Linked DNA regions of Homo sapiens: region 1 is linked to region 2. A link is an interaction called in ENCODE POLR2A ChIA-PET data of the cell type or tissue named here. Cell type or tissue: PC-9. All regions are shown on one strand. Each heading gives the region's core, and the rest is flanking DNA. Links, peaks and the distances in the headings are about the cores only.

Evidence for each region. Peaks named below come from ENCODE experiments on the same cell type or tissue, not always from the same donor. Only the 100,000 strongest peaks of a DNase experiment are listed, where the experiment ranks them.
Region 1: POLR2A ChIA-PET joins it to region 2 with 5 read pairs; 1 of 35 experiments calls an interaction of 5 or more read pairs at or near these places.

What each region holds. Positions count from the first base shown.
Region 1 is chr14:75,975,184-75,980,673 of GRCh38, reverse strand. TGFB3 (transforming growth factor beta 3) reads left to right here. Exons shown (of 7, transcript NM_003239.5): 1 at 1-132. Among named protein-coding and RNA genes, the nearest start is that of TGFB3, 4.1 kb to the left of the region's middle. In PC-9, for the core only: CTCF peaks have their summits at 1,099 and 1,298; a DNase peak (open chromatin) is centred at 2,953.
Region 2 is chr14:75,252,612-75,258,101 of GRCh38, reverse strand. No RefSeq gene overlaps it. Among named protein-coding and RNA genes, the nearest start is that of FOS, 23 kb to the left of the region's middle. RefSeq lists enhancers at 1-381, 659-1,158, 1,053-1,222, 2,957-4,156. In PC-9, for the core only: no CTCF peak of the experiment used is centred there; DNase peaks (open chromatin) are centred at 2,951 and 3,551; H3K4me3 peaks cover 581 bases; H3K27ac peaks cover 3,870 bases.

The sequences.
Region 1 (5,490 bases), core at 929-4,928, 720 kb before region 2:
ACAGCACCCGGGAGCTGCTGGAGGAGATGCATGGGGAGAGGGAGGAAGGCTGCACCCAGGAAAACACCGAGTCGGAATACTATGCCAAAGAAATCCATAAATTCGACATGATCCAGGGGCTGGCGGAGCACAGTAAGTCCAAATTCTCGCTGGGGTGTCTGCTCTGGAGGGTCTGAACTGGAGCTGGGAGCTCTGCAGAGGGGGGCCTAGTGCTGGCCACACAGCAGGGTGCCCCAGGATTCACCAGCACCAAGGCTCAGGATGTGCGATGCTCCTCCGTTGGGGCTGGGGAGGTGGGTGGGGAAGGAGATAGAGCCATTCTGTTAAGAGCCGGCGCTTCTGGGAGGCCAGGAGCCCTGGAGCTGAGTGGCTTGCTGAATTCACATCACATCCTTGACTGATTTTAATTTGGAATTACATTGTGCTGTCCAGGGAAACATATGTATTCTTGCACATGCGATCGTATCAGTAACTGTAAGCATCTGGGTGCCATAAAGGGGAAGGCCGGCTCTGTCAGGAGCCCTTACGGTTCTCAGTGTGGAGACCTCATCTTCTCCCTGCTTTTCACAACTCATTGTGACACGTCTCCGTTTCAGTTTTTCCAGTTCTTGGGAAGAAGAATACCTGCCCCAAATTAATGTCTGTCAAGCTTTTTGAAGCCCAGGCAGGAGACAGCTTCTTGCTGCCTGGGCCCTTTGGTCTACCCCACCCACGTGACCCACGAGACCCACGTGAGCTGTGTGTGTGGAAGGAAGAGGGTATGCACGAATGTTCCCAGGGCCGTGTACTTTAGGGTGACATGCAGTCTTGTGCAGTAGACAGATTCATGTGCTCAAAATGGGCGCCCTCCAGGCCGGTGGGCACGGGGAGAGCGGGTTTTGGCTGTGGATGCGTAGAGGAGGCTGGCGCCCTTTGTGTCTGCGTGTCACGGGAGAGCGGGTGGAGGGGTGGCAGTGGGTGCATGGTGGGGGGGGGGGATATGTCTGGGAGCCTGCCGTCCCAGGAGGCTCTGTCTGCATGGAGGAGCCGGGCGGCTTCTGGGCGAGATGTCTGTGTGTGTTGGTACACGTGTGGAAGTCATATGTGTTTACTGAAGGGGATTTTAAAAACCTCAATACAAGAGAGAGAAATTTGGCAGATGTTGAGAAACTGACAGCCCAGGAAAGAGGAATGTGAGCCACTCGTGGGCCGTAGACTCCGGGAGCAGCTCTGTTTGCTTTTCCTACCAGCAGGTGTCCTCGCCGCCCTGACTACCTCAGCCCAGGCCCACCTGGGAGGTGGGCAGCTCCTGGAGTGGGGTGGAGGGCATGGGATGGAGCTGGCAGGCAGGGGAGGGTGGTCAGCAGAGCACACAGCAAGGGGTGAAAGGAACCTGGCTGGAGAGAAGGAACAGGAGTGGGTACCGATGGGTGGACCAGCTCTGGCTGGAGGTGCAAAGGCCCCGTTCACGGCTCCACGCCAGGCAGAGGAGCCTGTGGTTACTGGCGAGGGGTTCCCGCTCCAGCTTCCTGTGGCTGCCTGGAGCGCCTTTCTTCAGGATGTGGCTGCCATGTGGGGCGGAGGCTGGAGGCCGATGCAGAGCTACTACTCCCTGCCCAGGGTCTCTGGGTGGGGCTGGCTCAGAGACCCACAGTTCCCAGAGGCACCTAGCAGCTCGATGGCCAAGGCTCCAACTCCCTGGGAACCCACCAACGCGGGAGATAGTGACCACAAGCATCAGAGGAAGGTCGAAATCTGAGGCCGGCAGGAGAGGTGTGAGGAGAGTCCAGGGCAAGAGGGCAGGACTCAGACCTTCATGGTCTGGGTCAGCAGGAGGAGTCCAAGGGAGGAAGCATTCTGAGTCACCAGGACCCCCCCATCCCGGAATCCTGAGCTGAGAATGAATGAGCCACGTGGAGGCAAGGCCATGCAGGTGCAAGTGGACACTGATTTTGTGCAGACTCAAAGCACAAATAGCAGATGTCCTTGGGAAAAGCCCGGGCAGGGCCCCATAGATGCTGGGCAGCTTCCAGGCTGCAGTACCAAGACCTTACAACTGCAACAGATGGGTGGATGTGGGGTTATGGAGCAATGGTCTGGCCTGGGGCAACCCAGCACAGTGAGCAGGATGCTGTTCAGGATGCTGGGGAGGAGCCAACGTGCGATGCTATGAGGCTCACAGGTACAAACCGGAAGCAGGCAGACTCTGCAGCTGTTGGAGGTGACTTGGAGGCTGAGCAGACGGACCTGGGCCCGCCCTGCAGCTGGTCGGGTGCTGAGCCCACCCCAGAGAGGCAGACACACAAGGCACACTAACTATAAAGAAGGCAGTGGGCAGGTGCTGAGCAGGAGCAGAGAGCCATCATCAGGGGCTTGCAAGGCGGCGGGGCGGGGTGGGGGAAGGAAGCCTGTCTTTAACTCATGAGGGCAGACAGGGGTGACACCAGGTCTGTGGTGGGGCACAGCAGGGTCTCAATGCCAGAGCCTCTGCTGGGAGGTCATGAGATCACGTTCTGTTCCATATTTCCTCACTTCTGGCCACTTCCCTGACCCAGTGAACATGCATTCAAAGGAAAGTGACAGTAGGAGCCAGGGCAAGGAGATAGAGGTCCCTGGAGAGGAAAATGAAAGAGGAAATACTTTTTAGTAGTGCAGGAGAAAGGGCACCAAGGTGAGAGCAGAGAGGAAGGCCTTTTCCTAAATAACCTTTTCTCCCTGTTTTACAGATAAGGAAACTGAGACCTGGATTGCTTAAGTAATTTGTCCAAAAAGAGCAGGGACCCTAACCTAGACATTCTGTGTGCAGGACGCATGTAGTTAAGCACTCATTTATATGTAAAATACACGTTGTAAGTGTTACCTTTAACCTCCTTTAACCTTTAGGGTTCAGTAGAACTTTGATTTATAACATAAATGAATCATGTGTTGGACCAAGCAGGAGAGGTCAGAGTTATTATCTTAGTAACCCAGGTGGCAGATTGCACAATGATAACTGGATTTGTTCTTCCTTAGCTCTGCATTTTTTTTTTTTTTTTTTTGCCCGGGAGATTCATACTGCCACAAATGTTCTCCCTAATTTAATGAAGGAGTTTTCTTTATTTAATGAAGAGTCTCAAGCAGGTTAAGCAACCGCAGCTACGTAAAAGTGACCTCTCTGAGCCTCAGTTTCCCCAGCTGTAAAGTTAGAGATGATTTCCAAACTCCTTTTCAGCTGAAAGAATTTTATAATTCCATCTGGGATGAATCAGCAGAGCCTCTATTGGGGAGTATGGGCAAGACTCTGTAATCCTTTTTCTAATTCTCCAGGATTTTACTGTCGGGAGGGAGTAGAGAGTTTCTCTGACCCCATGTGATGGGAAAGGACACAGCTTTTTTACTTCCGTTGTCATCCCTCTTACAAAGGTATCACCAATGTAGGTGTCATTTTATCTTCTGGCTTGTAATTATCTGTCTCTGTTCGGAGACTTGTTGTTTTCAGCCAAGGGCAGCGCTAAGACAACCAGCAAACCCAGAGTTTCTCAGCAAAGAGAAAACTCTATATTTTAGTCTTTGTTCTCTAGCTGCTAAGTGTAGATTTTGTTTATTCTGAGAATTATTCTGAAAATCATTTGCTCCAAGGGCCAATGCCCTCTGCACAGTAGAGGTCAGCACTTCTCCAAGTGTGGTCCAGAGGAAGCTGGAGGTAAATGTAGATTCCCTGGTCCCACCCACCCTTATAGAATCAGAATCTTGAGGGGGTGGAGTCTTGGGGAACCTGTATTTTCGACAAGCTCCTTATGGATTCTTAAGCACATTGAAGCTTAAGAGTCAGTGAACTAGGGCGAAACTTTTCTTAGAGGGATGGCAAACACAAGTGCCTACAGAGACCCGGCAGGAAATGCAAATGATCTGGAAGAAAAGCCACGGCGTCATGATAAACTGCACCAGGACACTTGGTCTTGGGGTCAAGAAGAAAGTAGGGTGTGTGAGACAGGGAGAGGGAGGGGACCTGGAGCCCACGTGCCCAGCCAAAGCAGCAGCCAGCCTCAGTTCTTGCTGGGTTTTGCATTGAGGACTGTGGGTCCAGCTTGATTAGTTCTTCCCGTGTCCCAGAAAAGCAGAAAATCTGGATCTTTCTGTGAAGTGTTCCAATTTTTAACATGGGCTTAAAATGTTTATGGGCTTCTAACTCAAAATTTTTAAAGGTGTTCCATCAGCGAAACAACATGTCTAATTCATTTAACGGTTAATCAATAGAAAGCTCACACCATTAAAGCAGTGGTTTCTCAAACTTCCAGAACATCTAGAAGCCATGGTGCCCTTTGCAACACATTATAATCTGTGGTTCTCAACCCTGGCTGCACGTTAGAATCATCTGGAGATCTTGAAAAAAATATGCCGTGGACCCCACTCACTCCAGTGTAGTCAGAACTGCTGGGGAATGGGTCCAGGAATCATTTGTTTTTAAAGCTTTCCAGGTGATTCTAATGTGCAGCCAGGGTAGAGAAGTACAGCCACACTGATAAATATAGTCCCTTCACTAGAACCAGCAGAAATGATATATACAAGCAAAGGCACACCTAGCCACCCAGGTGTCTGAACACATTTTAAAAGGCAGTTAACTAAACATGGTCAGCTATTTCCTGGTTTTTCCATGCATACTGTACATGAATATTCTTTGCTTATGTTTTGCCCCGTTAAACAAAATAGAGAAAATGGCATTCACCAATATATATTTTTTCTGTGCAATGGAAAAAGTTGCTCAAGATTTAATTTGTAAAGGTGGGACCCCCTAGTCCAGCTCTCAATAATACTAGTGTTCTGTGAGGCATGGCTTAAGAACCACAAACTCGTTTGCAGTGGGTCATTGTCTGAGGCATAGGTTGACACTCTAGGCCCATTTAGTGGAATCTTGCCATATTTTGTTGATGAAACCATCTTCACCAGATGATCTCCCAGATCCCTCCCAGCTTGAAGAGTCTCTGCTTCAATAAATGAGGTATGTTCAGAAGACCTGGGTTCAAACCCCACCTCCACCACCTTCTAGTTATGTGACCTTGGGAAAGACATTTAACTTTTTGAGGCTCAGTTTTCTCATTTGTCAAGTGATAAATTTTACATGTTTTCATTCTTCTCAGGGGTTGTTAGAAGGTCACATGAAGTAATAAAAACTCGACAAAACAAGGTGGTGCTATTACATTTTGCTTATTTATGTATACGATGATTCATTCCACAGATTACTTAAAACATCATTATTCAGTGAATTTGATTGTCAAGAAGATTGTATGTACATTTTCTTTGATCTCCCAGGCAATTCTTTTTTTTAATTAATTTTAATTTTAATTTTTTTGACAGAGTCTCACTCTGTCACCCAGCCTGGAGTGCACTGGTGCAATCTCGGCTCACTGTAGCTTCTGCCTTCTGGGTTCAAGTGATTCTCATGCCTCAGCCTCCCGAGTAGCTGGGGTTACAGGTGCCCACCACCACACCCAGCTAATTTTTGTATTTGGAGTAGAGATGGGGTTTTGCCAT
Region 2 (5,490 bases), core at 900-4,899:
TCCTCTCTAATTAAAAAATAAAAAATAAAAATAAAAATTAGCCAGGCTTGGTGGCGGGCGCCTGTAATCCCAGCTACTCGGGAGGGTGAGGCAGGAGGATCGCTTGAAACCAGGAGGCGGAGGTTGCAGTGAGTCAAGATCGCGCCACTGCACACTCCAGCCTGGGCGACAGAGCGAGACTCTGTCTCAAAAAAAAAGAAGAAAGAAACAGGAGTGAAAAGTTGAGATGACCATGTGAAGCCAGCCAACCTGAACAAAATGTAACTTTTGAATGATAAGGCACAGCTGAGCGGCCCAGACTTTGAATTTTCTCCAAATATCATGATCTTCCATCCTGGCTGAATTTAAATGGTGTCTTTTGTATTTGGGGGAAAGCAGAGGGGATATTATTTGCTGGAATTAAAAGCAAGCCATTTGGGTGAGCACATAGTCTGTTGCAGATGGTGGAGGCATAAAGAGGGATTTCATGTAAATGAATGGCATTCGGAGTTGGCCTGGGCTTTCTGCATTCCTCCACCAACACATATCCAATCCCATTGTCTATCTCTGAGAAATCAGCACCTCAGGGTCCCTTCCCTGTTACTCCATAGTAGCCCTCCCTGGGCCCCCATTCAGATATTTTGCCACCTGTCCACAGAGCATATCCGTTGCCTTTCAACATTCCCTTGCTCCATCCTCTGACCTACCTATTACTCACTTCCCCGACATCCTTCCCTAAACACTTCTTGACTCCCTTCCCACTCAATTGCCACTCCCCAGGATTTTACCCAGTTGATCATTGCTCCCCAAACCCTTGCCCCATCCACTCATCCCCACCATAAAGTTTTTCATGTCTGGTCCTTACTTAATAGAAGACAGTAGCTTATTGGAACTTCTGTCCAGTTCCAAGCAGAGGAAGAAGGGCACAGTGAGTGGAACAAAGCCATGATCAGCCCTTCAGGAAAAAAAAACCCTGGCCGGGCACAGTGGCTCACGCCTGTAATCCCATCACTTTGGGAGGCAGGCGAATCACTTGAAGCCAGGAGTTCGAGACCAGCCTGGCCAACATGGTGAAACCCTGTCTCCTAAAAATACAAAAGTTAGCCAGGTGTGGTAGTGCAGGCCTGTAGTCCCAGCTACTCAGGAGGCTGAGGCAGGAGAATTGCTTGAGCCTGGAAGGCAGAGATTGCAGTGAGCCAAGATCCCACCACTGCCCTCCAGGCTGGGCGACAGACTCTGACTCAAAAAAAGAAAAAAAAAAAAGGAGAAAAGAAAAAAGAAAAAAATATTGGCCGGGCGCAGTGGCTTACGCCTGTAATCCCAACACTTTGCGAGGCTGAGGCGGGTGGATCACCTAAGGTCAGGAGTTCGAGACCAGCCTGGCCAACATAGTGAAAACCCGTCTCTACTAAAAATACAAAAAATTTAGCCGGGCGTGGTGGCGCACACCTGTAATCCCAGCTACTTAAGAGGCTGAGGTAGGAGAATCACTTGAACCTGGGAGGCCGAGGTTGCAGTGAGCCGAGATTGCGCCACTGTACTCCATCCTGGGCAACAAAGTGAGACTCAGTCTCAAAAATAAATAAATAAATAAAAATAAAAACAAAAACCCAGATAGTAGTTGAGATTCATGCTATATATCCAACCATAATGCAGATTCTGCTTATTACAGGATTATGGGCAAGGTAGCAATTTACTAATTCTGGTATTTTCAGGGAAGAAATGACAATTTCTACTTTTTTCTGTCAACGAATGGTTAAGCTAGACTTCTCTTTTCTAAACTCCACCTAGAGCATAAAAGCAGCTGGAAAAGAGAGAAACTTCAAATTCAGGTTAATGAGAAAGCCTGATTTATGGGTAGATTAGATTGAATCAGTTTTTGACATGGAAATGAAGTGGTTTGTGTTTTGTTTCAGATGGGAAAGCACTGATGCAATTTACCTCTAGGCACAGAAATAACCCATTTTAGGCCTGGCATGGTAGCTCTTGCCTGTAATCCCAGTACTTTGGGAGGCTAAGGCAGGCGGATCACCTGAGGTCAGGAGTTCGAGACCAGCCTGACCAACATGGTGAAACCCCGTCTCTACTAAAAATACAAAATTAGCCAAGCATGGTGGCGCATGCCTGTAATCCCAGCTACTAGGGAGGCTGAGGCAGGAGAATCACTTGAACCCGGGAGGCAGAGGTTGCGGTGAGCCAAGATCATGCCGTTGCACTCCAGCCTGGGCAACAAGAGCGAAACTGTCTCAAAAATAAAAAATAAAAATAACCCATCTTGTCATCTAGAAAAGAAGTGGAACAGCAGTCCTTCTTATCTCCCTACTTGAAACGCAGAGTTAAGTTCGAATAAGATGGTCGTATTTACTTTGCCATTCTCTCTCTTGAGGTCTCTCTTTCAGTCCTTCAGGCTAATCAAGGACCCAGCAAGCCACTGACACAGTGTATGAGAAGGAGAAAATAAAGGCAAGATTTATCTAATACTTTTGATATGCTAGGACTATGTAGAGTACTTGAGAGTACTCTATGTGTTATCTCGTTTTATCCTGTTAATATCCATGAGAACTAGGTCTTCATGTGCCCACTTTTACAACGGAAGAAACTGAGATTCAAGTAGTTAAGTAAGTACAGAGCCAGGACATCTCCAATGATGCCATGGAATGCATGGAAAACCTCCACTTGGATCATTCCACGAGCTTTCTTTTCCATAGGGAGACTCTAGCCCCCTTTTCCAAACTTTTTTCTTTTTCTTTTTTTTTTTAAAGAAGGGAAGATTGTGAGATCTGCTAGAGCTTCATGAAAAGGTGCTGACACCACAAAGAACACAAATTCATCCCTGCCTTCTGGGACTAGCCTATATTTCCTCATTGGCTCAAGATCCAAGGAGGCAAAGAGAGACATGCCCCAGAGCACACGCAGCAGAAAGGTTTGGGTGGTTCGGGGAGACTCTGACCTGCCCCAGGCTAGGGAGGGCACTACCTGAGTTCAACAGCTCCCTGGACAGCTCCACACAGATTTATCTGCAGCTGTCACTTACAACCAGCTCCTCCTTCCTCTTCTCCCTCCTCCCCAATGCCTGACCCTGCAGGGAAGCACGTCCAGCACGAATTCTTTCAAACCTCAGCTACCTTTAGGATTTTTATGTGTCTGAAGAGTTCCCTTCTTGACAAGCAGCATTAGTCAAGTCCAGTAGGTGGGAAGGGCATTTCCCGGTGATCCTGGGCTTGGAGGAAGGGGAGACCCTTCTCCCTCCCGGCTTTGGCAAGCAACCATAGAGAGGTCCATGTGGGTGGCAATGAATACAGACAAGCCAGAGGGGTTCTTGCTGGACAGGAATGCCCACGGGCCACACCTTCCTCAGCCCTCAGAGCACTTCATCATGTCTGGACCCGTGAATGGGGTGGCAGTGCCAGGGAGTGGGTTCTCCCAGTGTCTGGCTCCAACAGCTGGTTTACTGTGATGATTCTATTTGTGTTCCCTGTGTTCTGTTTGGCTTGGCAGCAGGGAAGGAAGAGGGCAACAGGTTCACTCCAGTTTGTACTGGGTTGTTCCTGCAGCCACACCCGGGCATTAAAGCAGGCGGCTTGCACCCTGGATGCCTTTACCTGGGGGCCCTTGGTGTGCAAAAGCAAAGCGTGGGAAGTATTTCCTTTTCATGGGCCAGCCAGGTGTGGCTGGCATTTCACCTATTCCTGTATTACTAACGTCATCCAGATTCAGGTCAAAGGGCAGGTTTCCTAGACTCCCATCACGCTGAGATCCGGGATCAGGGGATGGTTGATCAAGTCCATTTGGGCTGGATTACCTGAGTTCCTACTACTCATGGACACTTAACTCCTGCTTCTAAAACAAAATCTGTCCAGGCACAGTGGCTCATACCTATAATTCTAGCACTTTGGGAGGCTGAGGCAGGCGGACCACTTGAGCCAAGGAGGCCTAGACTGCAGTGAGTTATGATCATGCTACTACACTCCAGACTGGGAGACAGAGCAATACCTTGTTTGTTAAAAAAAAGAAAAGAAAAGAAAAGAAAATTCTGGACCAAGCGCAGTAGCTCATGCCTGTAATCCCAGCACTTTGGGAGGCCAAGGCGGGCGGATCACCAGAGGTCAGGAGTTTGAAAACAGCCTGACCAACATGGAGAAACCCCATCTCTACTAAAAACACAAAATTAGCTGGGTGTGGTGGCACATGCCTATAATCCCAGCTACTCGGGAGGCTGAAGCAGGAGAATCACTTGAACCAGGGAGTCGAAGGTTGCGGTGAGCCAAGATCACGCCATTGCACTCCAGCCTGGGCAACAAGAGCGAAACTCTGTCTCAAAAAAAAAAAAAAAAAAAAAATTCTGAGGTCAGGCAACTGTGCTGTACCTTGAAGGACTGGTGTCCCCAAAATTGAAATATGGTCTCTCCTAAAGCATACAAATTAGGGGTTCTTTTTATACAAGGTGGTAGCTTTCAAGGAAAACAGACTTCAAGGTCAAATAGACTTAGTCTAGAACTCTGGATTTGCCCCCTTACTTAGATGAGCCTCCATCCAGAACTAAAATCTCTAGCATGTGAAAAATAACAGCAAATATTTATGCTACTACATGCCAGGCACTGTTCTAAGCATTTTTGTAAAAACTCATTTAAGCCTCAAAACAACATAAAGAGGTGAGTAGGTGAGTAGATTATTGTCATCCCCTCTTACAGATGAGAAATGGAGGCAGAGAGGTTAAGGAGATTTTCAAAGGTCACACAGTTGATAAATGACAGTGCTAGGATTCAACGGAAGGAAGTCTGGAACCCATACGGAAGCGGAACCAGAACCTCTGGAACACATCTCAGAACCAGAATGGTAGCGATGTTCCTGGAGAGCCCTGCTGTGCCGGTGGCTAGATGCCTTAGACAGCAGACACAGACACAGCACCCCAGACCCGCCCTGTCATCTCTATGCTTCCCTTCTGAGGCTCCCAAGTCAACTTTGGAAAGGGCCTTTCTTTTTTCTGAGACAGGGTCTCGCTGTCTTTCCCAGGCTGAAAATCACTGAAATGCAGTCACTGAAATGCAGTGACTTTATCCTAGCTCACAGCAGCCTTGACCTCCCAGGCTCAAGTGATCCTCCCTCCTCATCCTCCTGAATAGCTGGGACTACAAGCCCCCACCACCACACCAGGCCAATTTTTGTATTTTTTGTAGAGATGGGGTTTCACCATGTTGCCCAGGCTGGTCTCAAACTCTTGGGCTCAAGCGATGGCCCGCCTTAGCCTCCCAAAATGTTGGGATTACAGGTGTGAGCCACCGCACCCAGCCAGAAAGGGCCTTTCTACTAGCCTAAACATTGCCCTTGCCCTGGACCCTGGGGCAGCCTTCCCTTGAATGCAGGGATTTCCTGGCTGAAGGTCACAGTCATGGTCATCCAGCCAGATCAACGAAAGGATCTTCAGAAGTGCACTAGCTTCCATGGGCTCCTCACCTGCTCCAGGGGCAAGAACAAGGCCTAGCATTATGACGCTATGGACCTGTCATGAAT